2 separate regions of the Homo sapiens genome follow, and region 2 is linked to region 1. A link is a loop called in an ENCODE intact Hi-C map of the cell type or tissue named here. Cell type or tissue: HCT116. All regions are shown on one strand. Each heading gives the region's core, and the rest is flanking DNA. Links, peaks and the distances in the headings are about the cores only. Region 1 has its middle 20 kb from the start of MIR3672. Region 2 has its middle 84 kb from the start of MIR3672.

Evidence for each region. Peaks named below come from ENCODE experiments on the same cell type or tissue, not always from the same donor. Only the 100,000 strongest peaks of a DNase experiment are listed, where the experiment ranks them.
Region 2: a loop joins it to region 1, with 4 times the contacts of the local background. A loop is called at or near these places in 1 of 110 quality-filtered maps.

Annotation. Positions count from the first base shown.
Region 1 is chrX:121,388,390-121,392,796 of GRCh38, reverse strand. No RefSeq gene overlaps it. Among named protein-coding and RNA genes, the nearest start is that of MIR3672, 20 kb to the right of the region's middle. In HCT116, for the core only: no CTCF peak of the experiment used is centred there; a DNase peak (open chromatin) is centred at 2,306.
Region 2 is chrX:121,452,765-121,457,171 of GRCh38, reverse strand. No RefSeq gene overlaps it. Among named protein-coding and RNA genes, the nearest start is that of MIR3672, 84 kb to the right of the region's middle. In HCT116, for the core only: no CTCF peak of the experiment used is centred there; no DNase peak of the experiment used is centred there.

The sequences.
Region 1 (4,407 bases), core at 302-4,301:
AAATTAAGGTTAAAATAGGTTATCAGAAAGCAAGTACAGGGGTGAGGTTTGGGAGACCAACTGGTAAGAAGTTTAGGAACAATTTAAGGTAAAGACTCAAATTTATGTATACATAACGTCCGGAATTAAAAAGAAGAAAGGAAAGAAAAGGAAGGAGAAAAGAAGGAAAACAACAACAAAGCCAGTCAAACCCGGTTTGTCACTTTGATACAAAGTTGTTAAATAAGAGTATCAGTGAAATTGTTGACCAAAGCCGTCTGCTGTTTCTTCAAACTGAAACAATAGAATTGATTGGAAACAGATCCTAGATACTAACTCTCTCTTAAACAATGTTCAAAACCACTGGTTAACCACTATTTACCCCTGAGCCATTAAGATTTCATACTCTGATCAAAATGTACACAACAAAACATCACTAATTGCCTTTTCAAGAAATAACTTGGCCCAAGATAAGTAACATCTGATTCCTTTCTTGTATTTTAAGCATTATTGATTAGAAATACCAAAGTATTAAAATCTCATTAATAAACACTTTTTTCATGATCCATTACTAAGTCCAGTAAGTCACAATAAAATTATTCTTCAGACAAAAATAACTGTTCAAATCCTGTGATTGTTTAAACAAAGCGAAAAAAAAATATCTTAAAAGAACCTGCTTGTGACTGGTGGGTGTTATTTCATTTTAGAAATCCTACAATCAAGATAATATCTTCTATTAATCTGGACACAATTTTTCTATCCTTGTTTCTTAGTTTCAAAGATATAAGAAGAAAATAATATGGTGTAGATATTTTTAAAACAATCAAAGGGCTAATAAGATGTAATTCCAAGCTCTATCCCAGCAAGAAAATTAATCACACTTTGTCTGAATTCCAAATCCTATTTAAACTTTGGAAAGCAGGACTTTTCCCTGAGATTAGAGCACCATTCAAAAACAGATGCTTAAAGTTTCTTTTATTTTCAAGGACTATTACTAAGAACAGTGTTTTAAAACAAGAATATGTTGTTTTTCCCTAAAAGTAAATTATTCTTTGGGTCACCAAAGCCTCAGCAAAATGCCTGAAATTACTAAGTGACATTTCGTTCAAGATACTCATGCTAGTTTGATCTAATATAATCATCTAAGGCCTCCATTTTTCAGCAAGAAGTCCACCTGCTTGCCTGCATCACTCTTTCTTATTGTAAAACCTTATCTTCCTTTCCACTCTCCAGACCACCTGGCTTACAGTATCCTCAATGGGCACTCATATTCTGGTATGTAATTCCTCCTTCCAACCCCTGACAATTTTTTAAGTTTCCACCCCTTTTAAGCCACCTCTTCATTTCTGCTGCCTCTCTCTGCTTCTTACCAACCCCAATACACACCATTTCCATCTCCTCCAGAACACTTGGTATCCAAACTCCAAACCAGTGGGGTCCTAAGAGCTAATCTGAAAACACATACTGCAACAATGTAACAGGGAAGATTGTTTGCTTTATTCAGAGTTGACCTCCACAATCAGAGATAGTCCTTCTGAACTGCCAACAACAAGGCGTGCACAGTGCTTTTGGGGTGGGTGCTTTTGGAGTGGGGTGGCTGTGCATTAAGTCATTATTTTTTCCTATGGCTAGAGTTTCAACTCTGTGGGTTGAAGGATACATATTATGAGACATCTGCCTTGGTTTGGAAGTAAAGAAAATGGTCCATAAATGGCTTATTTGACTCCCCCAGGTATCTTGCTCTAATAACTGAAACATAATTGAAGTAGGTACAAGGATATAATCAGTCCAGCCTTTGTAAAGACTTTTCTTCACTAATTCAGCAACTATTTATGAAGTATCCACCTTTTGCTAGGTATTTAGCTAGCTTTTATGGCTACAAAAGCGCCAAGATATGGTTTGTATTAGTCGTGTTTCTGCTGTAACAATGTTGTATTACAAACTATTTCAAAATCTCAGTAGTTTAAAACATTTATATTTTTTTTTACATACACGGGTCTGTGAGTTAGCTGGAGTTTGGCTGATCTCAGCTGGGTTCATCTCACCTAGACTGGGCTCTAGGTTTCAGGTCAGGTCCAGGTTTGCTCCATTCTTCATCTCTGGACCCAGGATGAAGGAGCAATGGATAATTGGGACATGCATTTTTCATGGCAGAAGTCAGAAACCCAAGAGGAATGTATGGAATCATGTTATTTCTTCAGGCTCTGGCCAAGAATTATCAGGCCATTATGTCCACTCACATTCCAACGTTCCATCAGCCAGAATCACATGACCAAACCACAAATCAATGGGGTAGTAAAACATATTGTGCCTACAGTGAGTCAGTAACAACAAGGGTGGAGATGAAAGGAACCACTGTGAGCAAATAAAGCAACGAGAAACTCCCTACCATGAACAAACCCCACTGCAGTAAGGGAGAAATATGGGTAAACAATTAGCTGAAACTCACTTTTACCATTCTATCCATTTCTCTGGATCTACCTGCATCTATTCTGCAGAACTCCAAGCTGGTCCCTTATTTCCCCAAAATTCCTCTCAAAGAGTTATGGACCCCTCGTGGGTATCTCAGACTACCATGTGGCATCTGGTATTTTTCTCCTGTCCTGCCCTGCTAGTAAAGGCAATGCCTGAATGCTGCCAAAGCAAAACGTGGCATTCACATGATTGAAGCCAACTAAAGATAACAGGATCAGCTGCACCAAGTCTGTGCCAAGGGTACAGCACTAATGTCTATACCATGGATACCTATGCCCCATGCCAAAGCTATGTTAAGTTGCCACCAGTGTTACCAACCTTTTAAACTCTGAAGAGCTCATTTGATTATTAAAAAAAAAAGAAACAGCTCTTGAGGATTTTAATCACACTTATTTCAGACATGCAATAAAAAGATCTGAGTAATAACATATTACCTCTAGAATTACCCCCTAAGTTCCTAGGGTTAAGGAACATACTTTATCCTGAGCTCACATTCTTGACTCCATTTCTTTCTTTTCTTTTTCTTATTTTTTTTTCTTTCTTTTTTTTTTTTTTTTTTTTTTTTTGGAGACAGAGTCTTGCTCTGTTGCCCAGGCTGGAGTGCAGTGGGGTGATCTTGGCTCACTGCAACCTCTGCCTCCCGGGTTCAAGCGATTCTCCTGCTTCAGCCTCCCAGACTACAGGCACCCACCACCACACCCAGCTAATTTTTGTATTTTTAGTAGAGATGGGATTTCACCATGTTGGCCAGGCTGGTCTCGAACTCCTAAACTCAAGTGATCCACCCACCTTGGCCTCCCAAAGTGGACTTCATTCCTTTTACCTCTATCATAAGTTATTTTCCAGGAAGCTCTTAATCCTACAAACAAATAGATTCTTAGTGGCTCCAAACTTTTCTGAATGCTTTGGTGAACACAACTCAAGGCTGGGATCTGACCTGTATAACCTAAATACAACATGAATTCTATGACAGATATGTATAAAAATGCTAAGTAATAAAAAAGTGGGGAGTTACCTATTTTGTCAAAAGGGTGAGGGAAAGCTTGACAAATAAGATGACATTGGGTATTGGTTTACCAAATACACAAAGGAGTGAAGGCATTATAGATAAAAGGAAGAGGGTACAATTAGTGTGCATCAGTCACTGGGAAATAGCTTTTTTTGACCTGCATAACAATCAAATTTCAGGGAAGATAACCAAATCTATAATTTTTCCTGCCACTTGTTCTGTCTCCTGGATACTTAGGTTGGCATAAGGAAGCCAGGCTCTAGCACTTTGTGCTATTAATTAATTAAGGTGGAAAATGTCCTATTTCTAGCTACTGTGTCATGTCTGGCCATTATTGTCAGAATATCTAAAATTATTAGGAAAAATCCTGGGAAAAAGTGGTGCTTCTGGAAAGCACAACAAGATTTAAGGAATACATACTCCATTTTATAAGAAAGCACCTATATTAATCCATTTTCATACTGCTATAAATAACTGCCCAAGACTGGGTAATTTATAAAGGAAAGAGATTTAACTGACTCACAGTTCAGCATGGCTGGGGAGGCCTCAGGAAACTTGTAATAATGGCAGAAAGTGAAGCAAACACAAGGTACCTTCTTCACAAGATGGCAGGAAAGAGATATGCCGAGCGAAGGGGGAAGAGCCTCTTATAAACTACAAGATCTCATGAAAACTCACACATTATCATGAGATCAGCATGGGGGAACTTGCCCCTATGAGCCAATCACCTCCACTTGGTGTCTCCCTTGACACGTGGGGATTGTGAGGATTACAATTTAAGATGAGATTTGGATGGGGACACAAAGCCTAACCATATCATTCTGCCCCTGGCCCCTCCCAAATCTCTTGTCCCTTTCACATTTCAAAACCAATCATGCCTTCCCAGCAGTCCCCCAAACTCTTAATTCATTCCAGCATCAACACAAAAATCCAAGTCCAAAGTC
Region 2 (4,407 bases), core at 154-4,153, 65 kb before region 1:
TGGCCCTGACACAACTTTCATTTCCTTAATATTTTAAGGGGTTAAAAATACATAATCTAACATTATCCCTAAAACTTTCTTGTGAAGTGAACTCTATAATTTCCGATATTCCTTCCAACTCTGAGACTAAACACTCCCATGATAGTGGAATATATTTTAGGGCCAACTTTGGCACTTTTATAGCCCAGAGGATTTCATTTGTCTCAGAACCACAGAGACCCTCCAGAAACTGAAATAATCATCCCATGTTTTTTTCAAAGAAAGAAAATTGTTTTAGAACAGTCTTTTTAGCATAGGTTATTTCACGAAGAATAACCCAGGACCAAATTCATGTCCTATTATTTATCAGATAAATTTTAACATTGTGGACATAAACTTAGAAATGTAAATGATGTTGTGAGTTCACTTCTCTTTCCCCAGCACTTTCAAAGGGGCAAAGAATCCTCTAAGATAAAAATTAGGGAATGAAAAGTAGATTTTCACCTTCTCCAGGTATGTTTTGAGTTTACAGCTCTGTCAGCAAGGAGCATAAACAAGACTACCTCTAAAGACTCTTGCCTCTATGATTAAACATGCCCATGAGAAGTATCAGGAAATGGAAGCACGAAACGTAACAGGAAGGGAAATATCATAGAACAAGGCCAGTCAACATGAAGTGAAAGTTAGAGTAAGAACTCTCAGGTTTCATACCCTCCTCTAGGAAGTCTCCCTTTACCATCCACACTCTATGTTAATGCCGCTTATTCTAAATACTTTGTCATCAATGTAGATTGCCACTTATTTACAGAAATACTGACATATTTTGAACAAGTGGGAGTAAATCAAACTAAAAAGATTCTACACAGCAAAGGAAACAACAGCGTGAAAAGGCAACACACACAATAGAAGAAAATATTTGTAAGCCGTATATTTGATAAGAGATTAATCTCCAAAATGTATACAGAACTCCTGTCACTCAGTAGAAACAAAAAATAATCTGATTTTAAGAATAAGCTAATGACATAAATAGACATTTCTCCAAAGAGTTACAAATGATCAACAGGTATATGAAAAAATGTTCAACATGACTAATCAACACAAAAATGCAAATCAAAACCACAATGATATGTCACTTCACACCTGTCAGGATGACTATTATTAAAAAAAAAAGTGTTCTCAAGAATGTTGAGAATTTGGAGCCCTTGTACACTATTGGTGGGAATGCAAAACAGTGCAGCTTCCATGGTAAAGATTATCAATGTTTCTTAAAAAAATAAAAACAGAACATTCATATGATCCAGCAATTCCACTTCTAGATATATATTCAAAAAAATGAAATCAGTATGTCAAAGAGATATTAACACTTCTATGTTCATTGAAGCACTATTCACAATAGGCAAAATGTGGAAACAACCTATACATCCTTCAGTGGATGAACGGATAAAGAAATTGTTGTATATATATTGTATTTATCAGGGTTCTCTAGAGGGACAGAGCTAATGAACTATATATATATATATGTAAAGGGGAGTTTATTAAGTATTAACTCACACAGTCACGGGGTCCCACAATAGGCCATGTGCAGGCTGAGAAGCAAGGAAAGCCAGTCTGAGTTCCAAAACTGAAGAACTTAGAGTCCCATGTTCGAGGGCAGGAAGCATCCAGCACAGGAGAAAGATGTAGGCTGGGAGGTTAGTCCAGTCTCTCTTTTCACATTTTTTTTGCCTGCTTATATTCTAGCTGTGCTGATAACTAATGAGATTGTGCCCTAATCAGATTAAGGGTGGGTCTGCCTTTCCCAGACCACTGAGTCAAATGTTAAACTCTTTTGGCAGCACCCTCAGAGGCAATCAACACCTTCAATCCAATCAAGTTGACATTCATTATAAACCATAACAACTTCACCCCTTGTAAACTTGAACCCATACACATCTCCTGAGATCATACATAATCTTCAAATAAAGACAATAGTAAGGTCATAATTACACTTAACATAATACAACTATTCTTCATACAACCAGAAACGCACCAATCGCCAACCCAAATACTATTACATAACGTTAACAATACTTAAATGCTGACATGAAGTCAATAAATCTTACGTCACATGATACAGGAGAAAGGAAATAAAATGAAGATATTTTCTTAGTACAAGTGTATAGACGCACAAACATGTTTTCAACAAAAGGAGGAAATACACTTAACAATTACAGTCCTCATTTCTGCAGCTGATCACGTGGTTGTAGCTGCTATTGATGAATACCTTCTTCTACTGCCCACTCTGTATTCCCTTTGCCTTCATAAGCACCTCAGCAGGTCATGTTTTGTTTTGGGTTTTTTTTTGGTTTTTTTTTTTTTCTGGTGGACTGACCCAAACCTTCATTCCTGAAGGGTCTGGGTCATTTGTAGTCCTGCCTGGATTTGGCTGTTGTAGTTTCCCATTGAGCTTAATCACAGGGCATGGTAATACTAAGAGACACCCTAATGGATCTCCTGTATTCCATGCATACCCTCCTTACCTCTGTTGTGGAGTAGTAGGCTGATTTCATCTTAACAGTCCAAGTCGATCACCCAAGCTGACACTGTAAGTCCTGTCTTAGCCTGTTGATTAAAGGTAGAAGGCACCCAAAGGGTCCAGGTGGCAATCTTAATTTTCAGTTTAATGGACTCATTCTGTCTCCTGGTGGCAGCGTTCCTCCCTCTGGAACTAAGACCACTAGGCCAGCACAACATAGTGTCCCAAAATAAAAAAGGAAAAATTTTGCTAGTGGATCACTAGGGGTGATGGTGAGTGGTGTCACTTCCACTTCCACCCCTTGATTTCTGGATGTGTAAATCCTGGCTATTGGAGAAATAGTACCATATATTGGATGCTGATTCAGAGCATACACGGCCTTCTGGAGAACTTTGCCCCAGCCTTGCAAAATACTGACACCTAGTTGGCATTGTAATTGTGACTTCAAAAGGCCATTCCACCGTTCTATCAATCTAGCTACTTCAGGATGATGGGGGACATGGTAAGAACAGTGAATTCCATTAGCATGAGCCCACTGCTATACTTCTTTAGCTTTAAAGTGAGTGCCTTAGTCAGTCAGAGGCAATGCTGTGTGGAATACCATGACGGTGGATAAGGCATTCCTTGAGTCCACTAATGGTAGTCTTGGCAGAAGCATTACGTGCAGAATGGGCAAACCCATATCTGGAGTGTCTGTTCCAGTGAGGACAAACCTCTGCTCTTTCCATGATGGAAGGGTTCCAATATAATCAACCTGCCACCAGGCAGCTGGCTGATCACCCAGAGGAATGGTGCCATATCGAGCTCTCAGTGTTGATCTCTGCTGCTGGCAAATTGGGCACTCAGCACTGGCCATAGTCAAGTCAGCCTTGGTGAGTGGAAGTCCATGTTGCTGAGCCCATGCATAACCTCCATCTCTGCCGCCATGGCCACTTTGTTTATGGTCCATTGGGTGATAACAGCAGTGGCTGGGAAAGAGGCTGAGTGGTGTGCACAGAATGGGTCATTCTATCCATTTGATTATTAAAATCCTCCTCTGCAGGAGTTACCCATTGGTGAGCACTCACATGGGATACAAACATCTTCAAGTTTTTGACCACTCAGAGAGGTCCATCCACATACCTCTTCCCCAAATTTCTTTGTCACCAATTTTCCAATCATGCTTCTTCCAAGTCCCTGACCATCCAGCCGAACCATTGGCTACAGCCCAATTAATTAGTGTATAATTACACACCTGGCCATTTCTCCTTCCATGTAAAATGCACAACCAGGTGCACTGCTCAAAGTTCTGCCCACTGAGAAGATTTCCCTTCACCACTGTCCTTTAGGGATGTCCTAGAAAGGGGCTGTAGTGCTGCAGCTGTCCACTTTCAGGTGGTGCTTGTAAATCATGAACCATCTGTGAACCAGGCCCTAGTCTTTTCTTCCTTGTCAACAGACCATAGAGAACTCCCCAAGAGGCCATCAGTGTAGGCTGGGGGAGAGAATGCAGGGGAGAGAGGAGACCATGGGCATTTGAGCCACTTCCTAATGTAACTTACTTGTGCCTTCAGGACCTGCTGGAGCCTGATCATATATATACCCCTTCCATTTGATGATGGAATGCTGCTGTGCATGACCCACCTTATGGCTAGATCGGTCAGAAAGCACTCAGTTCATGATAGGCAGTTCAGGTCACATGGTGACTTGACGGCCCATAGACAAATGTTCAGTTTCCACCAAGGCCCAGTAACAGACCATGAGCTATCTCTCAAAAGGGGAGGAGTAGTTATCTGCAGAAGATGACAGGGCCTTTCTCCAAAATTCTAGAGGCCTCCTCTGTGATTCACCTACTGGGGCCTGCCAAAGGCTCCAAACAGCAGCCATTGACACCTCAAGCACCACTGGATCTGCTGCATCATATGGCCCAAGTG